Linked DNA regions of Homo sapiens: region 1 is linked to region 2. The links are chromatin contacts, found by Hi-C or POLR2A ChIA-PET in ENCODE. All regions are on one chromosome and are shown on one strand. The core of a region is the stretch at or near the end of the contact, and the rest is flanking DNA. Distances in the headings are between cores, read along the strand shown.

Region 1 (7,270 bases), core at 1,949-4,448, 70 kb before region 2:
CATTACAGTTTAGAGTAGCTCTTTTAGTAACACATCATTATTAAAAAGATTACAAGATATTCTCCAATAGTGGACTTAAAGACCCAAAAGCACCTTTAAAAATTTTACTTAAAATACTACCACTTCGTTTGTGAAGATCACAGCCCTCTGATAAATCCACAGCAAAAAGGCGTATCTCACATGAAGTTCATTAACAGATCAGGGACAACTTCACGGAAAGATTTCTAGACTGCTATGATGAGATCAAGTATATTCTGTAATTACGGTAACTACAACACAAATAAATCACCTATCGTCATCCTTTCCCACTGAGGTAGAAAAGAACGACATATATTTAATATGTATTGTATATTACACCATAAGGAGGAAAAACAAGTAGACATTAGTGACAGACAACATTAGCCACATTACTATTTATTTTTATTTGTATTTTTTTGAGACGGAGTTTTGCTCTTGTTGCCCAGGCTGGAGTACAATGGTGCAATCTTGGCTCACTGCAACCTCCGCCTCCCAGGTTCAAGCGATTCTCCTGCCTCAGCCTCCGGAATAGCTGGGATTATAGGCATGCACCACCACGCCTGGCTAATTATTGTATTTTTAGTAGAGACGGGATTTCAGCATGTTGGTCAGACTGGTCTCGAACTCCTGACATCAAGTGATTTACCTGCCCTGGCTTCCAAAAGTGCTGGGATTATAGGATTGGGCCACTAGGGCCGGCCTACTATTTTTAAACTAAGATTTAACCACGACTTGCAAGTCATCAAATTTAATATCCACACAGCATGATATAATTTTTATTTAAAAACCGACAGTTAAAAAACATTATTTTCTGACTAGCTATGTTTCCTCTTATATAATAGGCCAATTTAGCCAGCAACCACACTTACGAAACCTAGTTAGTTAACAGCATAAACTCTGGAGTTGGATTACCAGGGTCTGAATCCAGGCCCTTCAACTTACTAACAAAGCTCTGTGCTTTTTTTCTTATTTATATAATGGGGATAATAATTCCTACCTTGTTGGGTCTTTTCAGAAATACTTAATGCTTTTAACAGATATAAATTGCTTAGGATACTGTCTTGTATACAGAAAACGCTTAATAAAAACTCATTATTAAAGTATATGAGTTATCTGGTTTTCTACCGGTATGCATGTATCAAATTTCATAATTAAAAACAAACAAAACAAAACACCTTATTTCCATTTTGGAAAAAACAAAACAAAAAAACCCTACGGTAAAATGGCCATAAGTTGGTATACCTGAGCAGTTTCTATTTTCAATTTGTCAATGTTGAGAGTGTTTCTCTGTATTCCATTGGCAGCCAACGACAGGAGCTGCTTCAGAGCTTTAATATCTTCTTGTACCTTAAGCATTGCTTTTGAAGACATTCTACTAATTTCTTCTTGAACTTGTTTCTGCTCCTTCACAAATTTCCTAAAAAATATATTTAAAACTGAGTTTTAAAAAATGTATCTTTGGTTTCCTACACAAAATATATATATACTTAAAACAGTCCAAGTGTTTTAAAATACAAAACTAAAAATTCATCTATAGTTCACACTTTTTTACAGAATGGAAGTTATACAATTTTAATTCCTGTTGTTCTGCTTTTTTTCTGATTTCTAAAAGCACTAACATTTTAACCCTAGTTAAGAGATGCTCCTCTAGGATGCGATTTTAGGAGGAAGAGATGCTCCCCTTAAGAAGTATTCTAGAATTCTTCAAGTGTTATTTATCTAATTATATTTGACACTTACTGGAGATTTTCAACATCCTGGCAGATGACAGGAGGTAGATTTTCATCCTTCAGAGCTTTACTATCCCTAAGAAAAATGCAAAACATGTATTAAGGTCATTGAGATTTTAAAAAGTTGACAGCTGAGTTTTAATAGAGTATTAGAGTATTAAGACACAAGAAAATATAGCAAAAAAGCACGTATGGCTTCTCTGGATGATTTCAAAGCTCTTTATAAAAAACATAAATTTATTGTAAATAGGATCTATAAAATAATTTTAACAATTCATCTGACATGAAGATTTCTTATCTAAGAAGATTGGCATCTATTAAAAACATACTTAAAAGCATATGACTAAATGTCTAACAAAAAAATCAGAGAATACTGCAAATTGGGTAAGATGTTAAACTAAGTTCCCTCTGGCTTAAAGATTCTGACTGACAATTTATTCCATTCCAAAATATTAATGTATTCATTAAAGAAAGTCTACAAAACTTCTCACAACGAGATGCTCAAAATACTTTTGAAAAATAACTTCAGTTAGTTCTTCAACATGCATTAGAATGAAAAAATAAGACCTAGGCAGAGCTTACAGGAATAATAAATATTTAATGAGAACAAGAACAAGTGACATCTGGCATGCTGCAATGGAATCATGAGTTAGATTTCATAACCCTTATGCAGATCTTAGTTTCTCTAATCTTCTTCATTTAAATAGTAAGCTAAAATATACACAGGATGTTTGTAAGGAGTGAATTTGTCATTTATTTATGAATGCTTTATTTAATATAGTACAAATCATGTGAGAAAATATAATTGGTAATAAGAAGAATGACCATCTTCAAACATATATATGATGTATATGGAGGCTATTCTCTTCACTGAAAACACCAGGACATAAAACGAGACTGGCACAATAATTCATATATTTTTTAAATGCTCCAAAAGTAAAGTTCCATGAGTTGTTCAATATTTAACAGACTAAAGAAATAAACACACATATTTGTATTTATTTATATTAGAGAAATACCAAACACCTTTCCAGAAATAGTTTTAAATTTTCTTAATGACTAAAAACTAAAGATTTGACCTTTCATTATCTTACCAGAACATACGTCTATTATTTTACTTTTAACGAATACCATTACAAAAAAGTTTTTTCTCCTAAATGTATATGATATTTACTTTCAATTATACCATCTGCCTACAATTTAATAAGTTAAACTCTTCAATTAAAATGCCTTAAGGGTAAATTTGTAAACTTACTCTGGTCTTGTTCCCGTTTTATCACCTAGAAAATTCAAGAAGCTTCACGTAAAAAAAATTGGTAATTGAACAACATACTCCAAATACAAGCTTTAAATTAACACAAATTAAAGTATAAATATAAACTGTTAAGCATTTCTTTGCTTGCCTCATAAACATCATGTGATGTCATGACTCATCATGAACTCAGAAGCAAAGCATTTTATGAAGACATCTGTACACATAAGCAGATATATGGCAGATGTACATATACTTTCAAGGGCAAGAATTTCCCTTTCTCAACCCTCGTCATGAACTCAGAAGCAAAGCATTTTATGAAGACATCTGTACACATAAGCAGATATATGGCAGATGTACATATACTTTCAAGGGCAAGAATTTCCCTTTCTCAACCATCTTCCGTGAAAAATATCCTGTATGGAAAATTTATGTTGTTGCCTACCAGTTTAACTCCTGATAACTTTACCTGACACTTTTTAAGGCCCTATCAGTACAGAATACTGTCAGATTACCTGTACTTCTCCAATCTGACAATCCCTTAAAACAACTATCACAATTTATCTTCCCATCTGCCATGAATACCTTATCACACCCTCACAACAACGGACATATTTTATAAAAAACCTTGCCAGTTATGTAGGTGAAAAATGCCACTTCATAATAATTCTTAGTTTATATTTGGTGAAGAAAACCATTTTCTTCAAATGCTCATGAGACAAGTATATTTCTTCTTTCATGAACTGCTTACTTGTGATTTGCACACTTTTCTTACGGTATTTTTCTTATATATTTCTAAGAGCTATTTCAACATTAAGTATATTATTTGTCTCATTTACATAATTTAATATGTATTTCTAATATTAGACTCTTGTAAGATGTATCTCAATTTCAGAGATGTTAAAATGTGAAAAAATAAGCACCTAAAAATCAAGCATTTTGGGCAGACTGCTTGAACCCAGGAATTGGAGACCAGCCTGGGCAACAGGGCAAAACCCTGTGGCTACAAATTTTTTTTTTATTTCTGAGACGGAGTCTCACTCTAGTGCCCAGGCTGGAGTGCAGTGGCGTGATCTCAGCTCACTGCAACCTCTGCTGCCCAGGTTCAAGCAATTCTCCTGCCTCAGCTTCCCGAGTAGCTGGGATTACAGGTGCCTGCCACTGTGCCCGGCTAGCTTTTGCATTTTTAGTAGAGACGGGGTTTTACCATCTTGGCCAGGCTGGTCTTGATCTCCTGACCTCATGACCCACCTGCCCCGGCCTCCCAAAGTGCTGGGATTACAGGCGTGAGCCACTGCGCCTGGCCAAAAAATTTTTTAAAAATTAGCTAGGCGTGGTGCTGCGTACTTGTGGTCCCAGCTACTTAGGAGGTTAACGTAGGACAATCACTTGAGCCAGGGAGGTGGAGGTTGCAGTGAGGTAAGATCACACCACTGCATTCCAACCTGCATGACACAGCAAGTCACTGTATCCCAAAAAAAAAAAAAAAAAAAAATCAAGCATTTTACTTTCCTCATTTACCTTTTACCTCTGCACATGGGGTTTTACTTTTTTACCTCTTTCATCCAACTGTAATTTATGTTTCCATGTTTTGTATTTTATTAAGATTTTTTTCTTTCATATTTAGTATCTCTAAAATTGCCACCTATCTTCTATAGACGTCCTAGATTTTATGAGACATGGAAATAAAAATAAGGATTTCATTTTATGTTTCTCCAAATAATTCACCAACTTTTAAATTGACTAGCATATTATTTCTTTGATATGACATTTTATTATATTTTGTAAATACTTACATACACACAAACATGTATATAAAAAAAACTTGAGCCTGTTTCTACCATGGATCCCTGATTACCATGGACCCCCAATTAATCTACCTAGCTTTGCCTCAGTAATACACGTGGAGCTCTACAAAAGCTTCCTAACAGTTCTCCATGACAATTCTTGCCTTCCTGAATGCTATTTTCCATATGGCTGTCAGAATGCTCTTAATCTTAAAATACAAATCTCATCAAATCCCTTTAATAGACCCAAATTGCCTGAGGTATTAATATAATGACAAAACTCAACATGGCAAATAAGGACTCCATGACTTCTGGAACCTCATCTTTCTGCTCTATGGCTAATCTGGCCTTCTATCATTTCCTCAAAAGGGTCAAGGTCCTTCTCATCTCTAGTCTCACTTGACGCTGTCCCCTCTTCACTGAATGCTGTTTATTGCTACTCTCTATCTGGTTAAATCCCACACTGGTACTGCAGGGCCCAAGCTAACTGATACAGCTACTAGAAACACAGAAATCATTTGGATTAAAAAAAAAGAATCCCTTGATATAAGCAATAGATAAAAGGGAACTGGGATGTAGTAATCAGAGATCCATAGTAGAAACACACCCAAGTTATTTATATACATGTTTGTGTGTACATAAATATTTATAAAATTTAATGTCATATCTAAGACATTTATTTCATTTATTGTATATATTCTCCTTGCTCAACTCTATCTTAGGTACACTATGAAAGCAGGAAGATGTGGGGAGGGGCAGAGGAGGGGAGATTAATTTCTTACATTTATCTTACTCTTCTGCCTTAGCCTGCTCTTTGAGCCTAAAAACAATTATAATAGAGAAGTACTCTCATGCTTAAAATAAAAGTAATAGAAGTGGTACCAAGCTATTCCACTTGAGTAAACAAATAAGCTGCTAAGGCTGCTTTCCTAATTATGGAGTTGCTACAGAGAAAACTAAGTAAAAACAAACTTTGTTTAGAAATTTGTCAATTTTCACTGAAAGAGAAATCTAAACTTTGTAAAAGTTTAAAAAGGTTTTACCAACTTTAAAATAGTAATTCACCCTAGAATAGTATCTCCTTATAATAAAACCTGTGTCCAGTTTTTTAAAAAAAAAGTCATATAGATACACAGATACTATTTCACAGCTTCATCCATTTATCTTTCTTCAGAGAAGTTCAATATGTATATATATACCCTAGTATATATGGTATATATTCTAGTGAAACATGCTTTCATCAGAAGCAGAAGAGATGGTGCAAAACAAAGTAACACAAAAAACAATGAAAACATTTTCAAAATGAATTTGGATTAGCAAATTTTTAAAACCAAGATTCAACGTGGCAAGGGCACAGCAAGAAAGGTATTTTCATACTGGTTAGGGGGTAAACTGGTAAAATCTTTCTGGGAAAGCGATTTCACAAACTATACACTAAGAGTCTCCAAAATATCCCTCTCTTTAAGCCAATGATCCAATTTCCAGGTATTTTCCCTAAGAAATAACCAAAAATATAAACAAGCATTGATAATAAAAGGAGACACCTACATGTCTGGCTCTGCTAGGGTTTTACAAATAGTAACCCTCAAACCATTTAACAGATAAGGAAAAACCAAAGCACATAATATAAGTAACTTCAATAAGGTCAGAGAGCTTATAAGCAGTTGAGCCAGGATCTGAACCCGGGCAATTCCACTCCAGAGCAGACACTCTTAAACTACTATATTATGTTGCCTTTTTAGATAAATGCCCAGTGTTTTACTTCCCAAAGTAAAACATCTGGAAATAAACATCTAACAAGAGAACAATGGTTGACTAACTTATCCATCCATAAAACTGATATTAAGCAGCATTAAAATATTTAAAAAGAGTTACTGACAGACAAATGCTTCTGATGTTAGATAAGAACAGACTACAAAACAATACTGCATATGTATCATGATCCCTATTAAAAAATACATATTCGTATACACATTAAGATAGCTAACTGTTACTACTAAATATATAACTGCTAATCTTCCACACAAAGGAATTTTGAGCAACCTAGACATTCCCTCAACAGAACTGTTAAAACATAAAGTTACAACAGCATTACTTACTCTTTTTATCTGAGGAGCTACTGAAATCTATACCACCAAGGCCTTCATTGCCTGCAGTTGAAGTAGCTGCTGTAGTTCCCAAAGTCAACCCTAAAGCATTCTGTCCAAGTCCTATAAATAAAACATAACTTATAAATTCCATCAAAAGACTACAACAATTTCCCCTTACTGATCAAAGGACTCTAATGCTTTTAAAGTTGGATCCTAGATTTTCTTCATATTTGATTTAGGCAAACAACAAGAAACAAGCCTGGAGATGTTTTGGCCAAAGACTGATAACCTTTCTTGAATTCGATGGCATATGCAGTTTGGATGATGCGATTTTTCATTATTACGAGGGCCAGAACATATATCAATTCAGTATGTAGGCACTCAATCTTCACT
Region 2 (7,374 bases), core at 204-2,703:
CTGTTTATGTGCTTCATTTTGCTCAACAGTGTTTTGACATTTATCCATGTTGATACATGTAGCTTTTATTCATCTTTTTATTAGTAACTACTATATAACTTTATATTATATGAATATATCACAGTCTATCCATTCAGCTATGGATGAATATTTAAATTGTTTTCAGTTTTGGATTTCCATGATTACAAATGAAGTTAAATGACTTTCCATATTTGTTGGCCATTTGGTTTTCCTTTTCTGTGAATGGACTGTTCAAACCTTTGCTCATTTTTCTGTTGGCATATTTGCCTTTTTCTTAGTGATTTGTAAGAGTTGTTTATATGCCAGGCACTAATTCTTTGTTAGTTATATATATTACAAATGGTTTTGTCCAGCCTATTGTCTTTTCCACTTTATTTATGGTATGCTATATATAGATGTTTTGAATTTTCATGTCAAATTGCTCAATGTTTTATGCTTTCTGTGTGTGTCTTGTTTAACAAATCCCTCTCTACCCTAAGACTTTCCTATAATCTTTTTTCTGCCATCCTATATAAGCAAAAAGGATCAGTAAGTATATATATATTTTTTAAATCCTAGACAGTTATAACAGTAAGACTGTCTCATCTACCTCTCAGGCAGGAGTCTCCCTTAGTCATCTTTTAGATAAAGAGGTAATGACTGCTTGAGTAAATTGTAGAAGGATATGGTCAAGAGAGGCAAGTCCAGGATAATAGGTAATACAAGATTATCGGGACAGTCCAAGAATTTGGAGAGCATGATACTCTGCCACAGGACACTTTAAAAATCTTCTGTTAAAAAAGTAAAGTTCTGTTGTGTTTAAAGTCTGTTATTTTTACCTAACAAACCACTGTAGGAAAACCATGTAAGAAAAACTCTATATAGTCAGTGAGCCCTTTAGCTACACAAGTTTGTTTGTTGTGTTTTCAGGGTGAATGTTTCATACACATTTCTTTTATTATAAATGTTTACCTGTTATGCTTTCTAGGTAATATATGTCCATTTTAAGTGTGGAAGCCTAGTGATCGCCTGCAGTCAAGTCTTGCTGGATTGTTTGTTTAATAAATATAAAAACTAACAATTTTCCACAGCAAAAAATTGTACACAATTAGGATTTTCAACCATGTCATATGCATTAAATGTTTCTACTTTTTTGAGATTTAGTTTTGCATTATACATACAGAGAACATATTTTGCAAAAGCATGTTTTCTTTTTTCATGTAACATATTGTGGCTTATGCAATTAGTAATTTTTTCAAATTTGTGTTTGTTCTAGAAAATTAAACAACGCAAAAATAAGCAAACAGATGGCATCCTCACCAAGGAATTGTTACATTCAGTTCATCCTGAATCACCTAACCTCAAAACTTCCCTGTGTTTTAAAGAGCAGACTCTGCTACCCGTAAATGATGCTCTTCGAACTATAGAGGGCAGCAGCCCGGCAGATAATCGTTATAGTGAATATGCAGAAGAGTTTTCTAAATCAGAACCTGCTGTGGTCAGCTTAGAGTATGGTGTGGCAAGAATGACTTGTTAGACTCATAGAGTTTTTTCTGCAATGATTGCAGTACAAGAAAAGGATTATTGTGAGGATGGTCTGTAAGCATAACCAAAAGGAATTTGTCTAATAACAATTTTAGGGTTTAACAGTAGGCTAATAGTTGAAGGAAGGATAATAACTACCCTTGTGAGAGAAATAAGTCATTTTAATTGCATTTCCAGCAAGGAATGACATTCAGTTCTGTAAGAAATGAGTGGTATTTGATGTATTTACTCAAAACACAATTTGCACTGTACACTAGTGAATTGACGTTTATGATTTATGTTAATTCAGCCAAACATAAATAACCTTCCTTAAGTACAATTTAACTTCAAGAAAACAAAATTTGACAACATAGTTTCTTAATAAATGATATGGCATGTACTTTCAATTATGTAGCTTTGTAACTATGAATATTTACATATTTTGCCTTTTAGTGATATTTAATGTTAAAGTGCCATGAAAAATATTTCTAAGAAAGCCTTAAATTCCCAGTGGATTCTTTACCCTTAAGTTTTACAGCCTACAACAAGATTTTTTGTTTTGTTTTTCTTCTGGTCAGCCTTGTTTTGTTTGTAAAGAATTGTGCTCTCATTACTGCTGGGGGTGCATGCTACAATACTTCTATATAAACACTTGTAGAAGTACACTGTTCACGTTTAGCCTGCCCCACTTTTGTATTCAAAATTAATGAAACTGAAGGTTTATTCTGATCATAATTTGTTTAGTGCTACATTTGATAATTTATTATTTACAGCTTAGAATATTGATTTCTTGAATACGTATAAGCACATTTGACTGTCTTTTATATATGGATTACTGCATTCCATTGATTCTTATTTTGTGGTTGGCTTTATTTCTTTCACAACTGTGTAAGTTTAAAGAGCTAAAGCTCTAAAACTGTTCTGAGAAACAATGAATAGTACATGTATATGTATATTTTTAAACTGCCTTATTGCTCAATGAGTTGCTGTTCCTGGAGTATCTAACTTTCAGTTTACTCAAAAACTTTTGGGTAAATAAAAAAGGGAAGTACAGATAGTTTAGGTTGTGCATGGTTGCATGAATTTTGAAGTCATTTCTATGTGGAGCATTATTTTTCTTCTTGTTAAATATAGAAAAAAAAAGAGATTCTAGTACAAAGTTACTGTTTAACAAAAGCAACATAAACTCTGGGAAAGATTTCATTTTGCCATGTTATATTTACTGTTTATTCTGTGTACTAGTACATATCTTTAAATTACCAAAAAACAAGAAACAAAACATAAAAACCCCAAAACTATCACTTGGAATTAGCAATATCACCCAACTGGCTTTAAAATTGAAAATTTAAATAACATGGTGGCATGAAGTACAATTCGAGTATTAGGCAATTTGCATAGTGTTCCTCATGCTACTTTCTGTTACACCTCTATTATATTAGTTTTGAATATAAACATCTTTTTCAGACCAAAAAAAACTTTATTGTATGAGAGCTTATCTTATCCTGTTTATTTTTCCAATGCTTTTCTGTAATACATTATGTAATTTAAAAAATATTCCTTTTTAAACAGCAACAGAAATGCACTATAAAATATAGTATGTGATTAACCAATCCTGCTTCCATATTTAAGCACTGGGAATGGAAACTTAATCTCTGTGACTACAAAGGGAAGTTTTTGTGCCTTGGTGTTCCAGTCACTGATTGTGGTTTTAGAATCTTCTGTGGCTGACTTCTTGTATTCAACTCTGGTTTATTATCTTAATCTTCAACTTCAGACATATATTTGTGTGTTTATATGCTCACAGGTGGACTGAGAAATCAGTTACATCTTAAGTGACCTACAGGGTATATGTTGGCAAAAGCAGACTGTGTATATGTCTTATAAAGTTGAATTTATGTTCAGTGTGTTTGGAAGTGTATAGCATGTAAATTACTTCATATATGATTTAAAGGTAATTAAATGTTCACATTTTACTTTGAATGTTTTTCTTCTGGATAAAACAAATGGAATCAAGTTGTAGTTGTTTTTTTTTTCTTCTCACCTAGGCAAGTAGACTTGCCCATTACATTAACATAACAGCATAAGGTTTGAGGAGTTTATTTTCCAAAAGTTTGTTGATAAATAATACCTGTTTCATACAAAAATAATTTCCAGAATATTTAAAATAGGTATAGTGGGCTAAAAGGCCCATCAGATGTAGGTAATAATGTCATTAAGTTTTCATTTTGTTCCTGTCACTTGCTTATATTACAATCACTATTTTTTTGTGCCCTTGCCAACTTGATGGAAGGCAGGGTCCATTGAGTACAAACATTCGAGGTGAAATGTCTCTCCAAAGGCAGATCTGGATGTAAATATGAGGAAGAAAATAACTGGCTGACAAGAGGATAATTTTATTGAGGGTGTTTTGAAAAGGTCAGCTAGGCTAGAAGTAGCTCAGGGAATCTTGAGTAAAGATGAAGGGAACTCTTTTAAAACAAATTCAATTTATTTGGTCGGGTAGCAGAGCAGGGAGGTGGTGTCAGTCAAGCCTGTTTTGAAACATTTTTTGCAGAAGGTCAGCTTTAAAATATTGAAAAATTTCCAGTTGACATGCTAAGTTGGATTAAATGCTGATCATTTATAAAACTATATAGTTGCTGCAAAAGTAATTGGGGCTTTTGCCATTGAAAGTGATGACAAAAACCGCAATTACTTTTGCACCAACCTAATACTACAGTTGCAGACTTTTATTAGTGACGCTGATCTTCATTAGTCAAGTTTTAGTTATTTTGTTGGCTTTTCCATGTAGAATTCCAAGTGACATTAACATACTTTGATTAATTAAAGAAAATTTGGAGACTGTTTAAGATATATGTCTAGATATCAATGTAAACTATAAGCTTTAGGAACTTACATCTAGAAGAAAGCCTGGAATCTAGAATAATTATCTCAAAAAAAAGTATATATACCATTGTACTTGATATAAGAAAATGTAAACATGAAACCTTGACATTTTAATAAACAGTATTTGTGCTACTCTAGTTATTTCTAGGAAAGTAAAATATCCATTTAAATGGCAACTTTTATAAAATAGTGGCCTGCATAACTGAAAGGAACTTTCAGAAGCTAGTAGTAGACTCTATAGCCCTGGTGTTCAGTTTCTGATTCAGTAGTTAGGGGTTGGGACTCTGGAGTTAAAATCATTTGCATACCAATAAATTGTTTGCACTTAGCAATATTTTGGATATTGTGATGCAAATGGTTGGGGAATCATACTTTGAGAAACACTGCTGTAAACCACCCATCATGGTCAGTAAACATCTTGTTTGTTCTTAAAGGGATGCCGAATTATTCTTTTTTTTTTTTTTTTTTTTTTTTTTTTGAGACGGAGTTTCACTCTTGTTTCCCAGGACAGAGTTAAAGTGGCACAATCTTGTCTCACCACAACCTCCGCCTCTGGGTTCAAGTGATTCTCCTGCCTCAGCCTCCGGAGTAGCTGGGATAACAGGCATGCACCACCACACCGGGCTAATTTTGTTGTTTTAGTAGAGACGGGGTTTCTCCATGTTAGTCAGGGTGGTCTCAAACTCCTGACCTCAGGTGATCCACTGGCTTTGGCCTCCCAAAGTGCTGGGATTACAGGCGTGAGCCACCACGCCCCACCTCAGAATTACTCTTGTATAAAGAGCAACAGGCTAGGGAGCATCACACTTCTGAAACATTGTGATACAAGTGGGAGTGAGAAATAAACCTTTGTTTTAAGCCACTGAGAATTTGGGCTCTTTGTTACTGTGGTGTAAGCGTGCCCCTCCTGAGGGATGAAACCATTTGTACAAATTTCTGTTTTTCCATTAGTTCCCAAATGGCCTTTGTCCTGCTATTTTGCGTCAGTAGCCAGCTGAGGTTTGTGCATTGCATTTGGTTGTAGCTCATCAGTCTCTGTGTTGAACAGCCGGTCACCTCTTCCCCTCTGCATTGACCTTTTGCACCAGACCAGTTGTAGTTTTCCCACTTTCTGCTTTTGTCTGATTGTTTCTTCGTGGTGTAATTTAACTTGTTCCTCTGTCTACTGTACCTGCTGTCAAGTAGGTACTAGATGAAATTCAGAGTTAGCATTTCAGGAAAGATGCTGTGTACTTAATATTGAATTACTGCGGGAGGATATAATGCCAGGTGGTTCCATTGTTAGTGACGCTAAATTTAATCACTTGGTTATCTTTTCATTGTAAAGATACATTTTTTCCCTTTGAACTCAGCAAATGCTCTATGGGGTGATATTTTGGCATCAAATTGAATATCCCTTTCCTTAACAACCTATCCATTAATTATACTTGCCCAAATCAGTTATTTCTTTGGTGTTACAAAATGCTGATTCTCTAATTTTGTTTTAACTTTTTACACTTATTTGCCTGCATTTGTTTGTTTGTTTGTTTGAGACAGAGTCTTGCTGTGTTGCCAGGCTGAAGTGCAGTGGCGCAATCTCGGCTCACTGCAACCTCCGCCTCCCGGGTTCAAGTAATTCCCCTGCCTCAGCCTCCTGAGTAGCTGGGACTACAGGCACGTGCCACCATGCCTGGCTAATTTTTTGTATTTTAGTAGAGACGGGGTTTCACCATCATGTTGGCCAGGATGGTCTCAATCTCCTGACCTCGTGACCCCCCACCTCAGCCTCCCAACATGCTGGGATTACAGGTGTGAGCCACCACGCCCGGCCTTGCTGGCATTTTTAAAAGAAGTGCTGGGTCCAGTGAGTACACATACACTGGAAAGCAGTGAGAGGTGAGGCCAGCTGGACTTCTGGGTCAAGTGGGGACTTGGAGAACTTTTGTGTCTCAAGAGGATCGTAAAACGCACCAATTAGCACTCTGTAGCTAGCTAGAGGTTTGTAAAATGCACCTATCAGTGCTGTGTAAAAACGCACCAATCAGCACTCTGTGGCTAGCTAGAGGTTTGTAAAATGCACCAATCAGAACTCTGTAAAATGGGCCAATCAGCACTCTGTAAAATGGACCAATCAGCACTCTGTAAAATGGGCCAGTCAGCAGGACATGGGCGCAGACAAATTAGGGATTAAAAGCTGATCACCCCGCACCCCAAACCCTCCCAGCCAGTAGCAGTAACCCACTCGGGTTCCCTTCAACGTTGTGGAAGGTTTGTTCTTTTGCTCTTCACAATAAATCTGGCTGCTGCTCACTCTTTGGGTTCCTGCCACCTTTAAGAGCTGTAACACTCATTGCGAAGGTGACTTCCTTCATGAAGTCAGCAAGACCAGGAACCCACCAGAAGGAACAACCTCCGGAAACAGCAGGGTCCAGTGAGTACAAACATTCAAGGTGAAATGTTTCTCCAAAGACAGATCTGGTTGTAAATATGAGGAAGAAAATGACTGGCTGAGAAGAGGGTATTTTTGTTGAGGATGTTTTAAACAGGTCAGCCAGAGTAGAAGTAGCTCAGGGAATGGAGTAAAGATGAAAGAATTTTTTATTTTTATTTTTATTTTTTGAGACAAGTCTCGCTGGATCACCCAGGCTGGAGTGCAGTGGTGCCATCTCGGCTCACTGCAACCTCCGCCTCCCTGGTTCAAGTGATTCTCCTGCCTCATCCTCCCAAGTAGCTGGGATTACAGGCGCCTGCCACCACGCCTGGCTAATTTTTTATATTTTTAGTAGAGACGGGATTTCACCGTGTTGATTAGGCTGGTCTTGAACTCCTAATCTCAAGTGATCCGCCTGCCTCGGCCTCCCAAAGTGGGGAATTCTTATTTATTTATTTACTTAGAGATAGAGTCTCACTCTGTTGCCCAGGCTGGAGTGCAGTGGCACAATCTCAGCTCACTGCAATCCCCACCTCCAGGTTTCAAGCGATTCA

The links. A loop is a pair of places that touch in the nucleus more often than their neighbours do. ChIA-PET counts read pairs that join two places held with the same protein, here RNA polymerase II (POLR2A). Pooled maps may share reads with other maps.
Region 1: a loop to region 2 is called in a map of naive thymus-derived CD4-positive, alpha-beta T cell, with 3 times the contacts of the local background. The contact joins two enhancer-like sites. A Hi-C loop is called at or near these places in 22 of 168 maps with a recorded cell type or tissue (B cell, CD4-positive, alpha-beta T cell, CD8-positive, alpha-beta T cell and 13 more) and 9 of 50 pooled maps. POLR2A ChIA-PET finds 5 or more read pairs at or near these places in 4 of 52 experiments (BJ, HEK293, activated naive CD4-positive, alpha-beta T cell and 1 more).

What each region holds. Positions count from the first base shown.
Region 1 is chr13:25,315,084-25,322,353 of GRCh38, reverse strand. It overlaps NUP58 (nucleoporin 58), which reads right to left. Exons shown (of 16, transcript NM_014089.4): 6 at 6,887-6,997; 7 at 3,004-3,028; 8 at 1,759-1,824; 9 at 1,261-1,435. Among named protein-coding and RNA genes, the nearest start is that of NUP58, 17 kb to the right of the region's middle. Within about 2 kb of position 3,198, at least 2 of the 41 ENCODE cell types and tissues checked have a DNase peak (open chromatin) inside an H3K27ac peak, as active enhancers do.
Region 2 is chr13:25,243,395-25,250,768 of GRCh38, reverse strand. It overlaps MTMR6 (myotubularin related protein 6), which reads left to right. Exons shown (of 14, transcript NM_004685.5): 14 at 1,277-4,547. The coding sequence ends at 1,537. Among named protein-coding and RNA genes, the nearest start is that of MTMR6, 40 kb to the left of the region's middle. Within about 2 kb of position 1,453, at least 4 of the 41 ENCODE cell types and tissues checked have a DNase peak (open chromatin) inside an H3K27ac peak, as active enhancers do.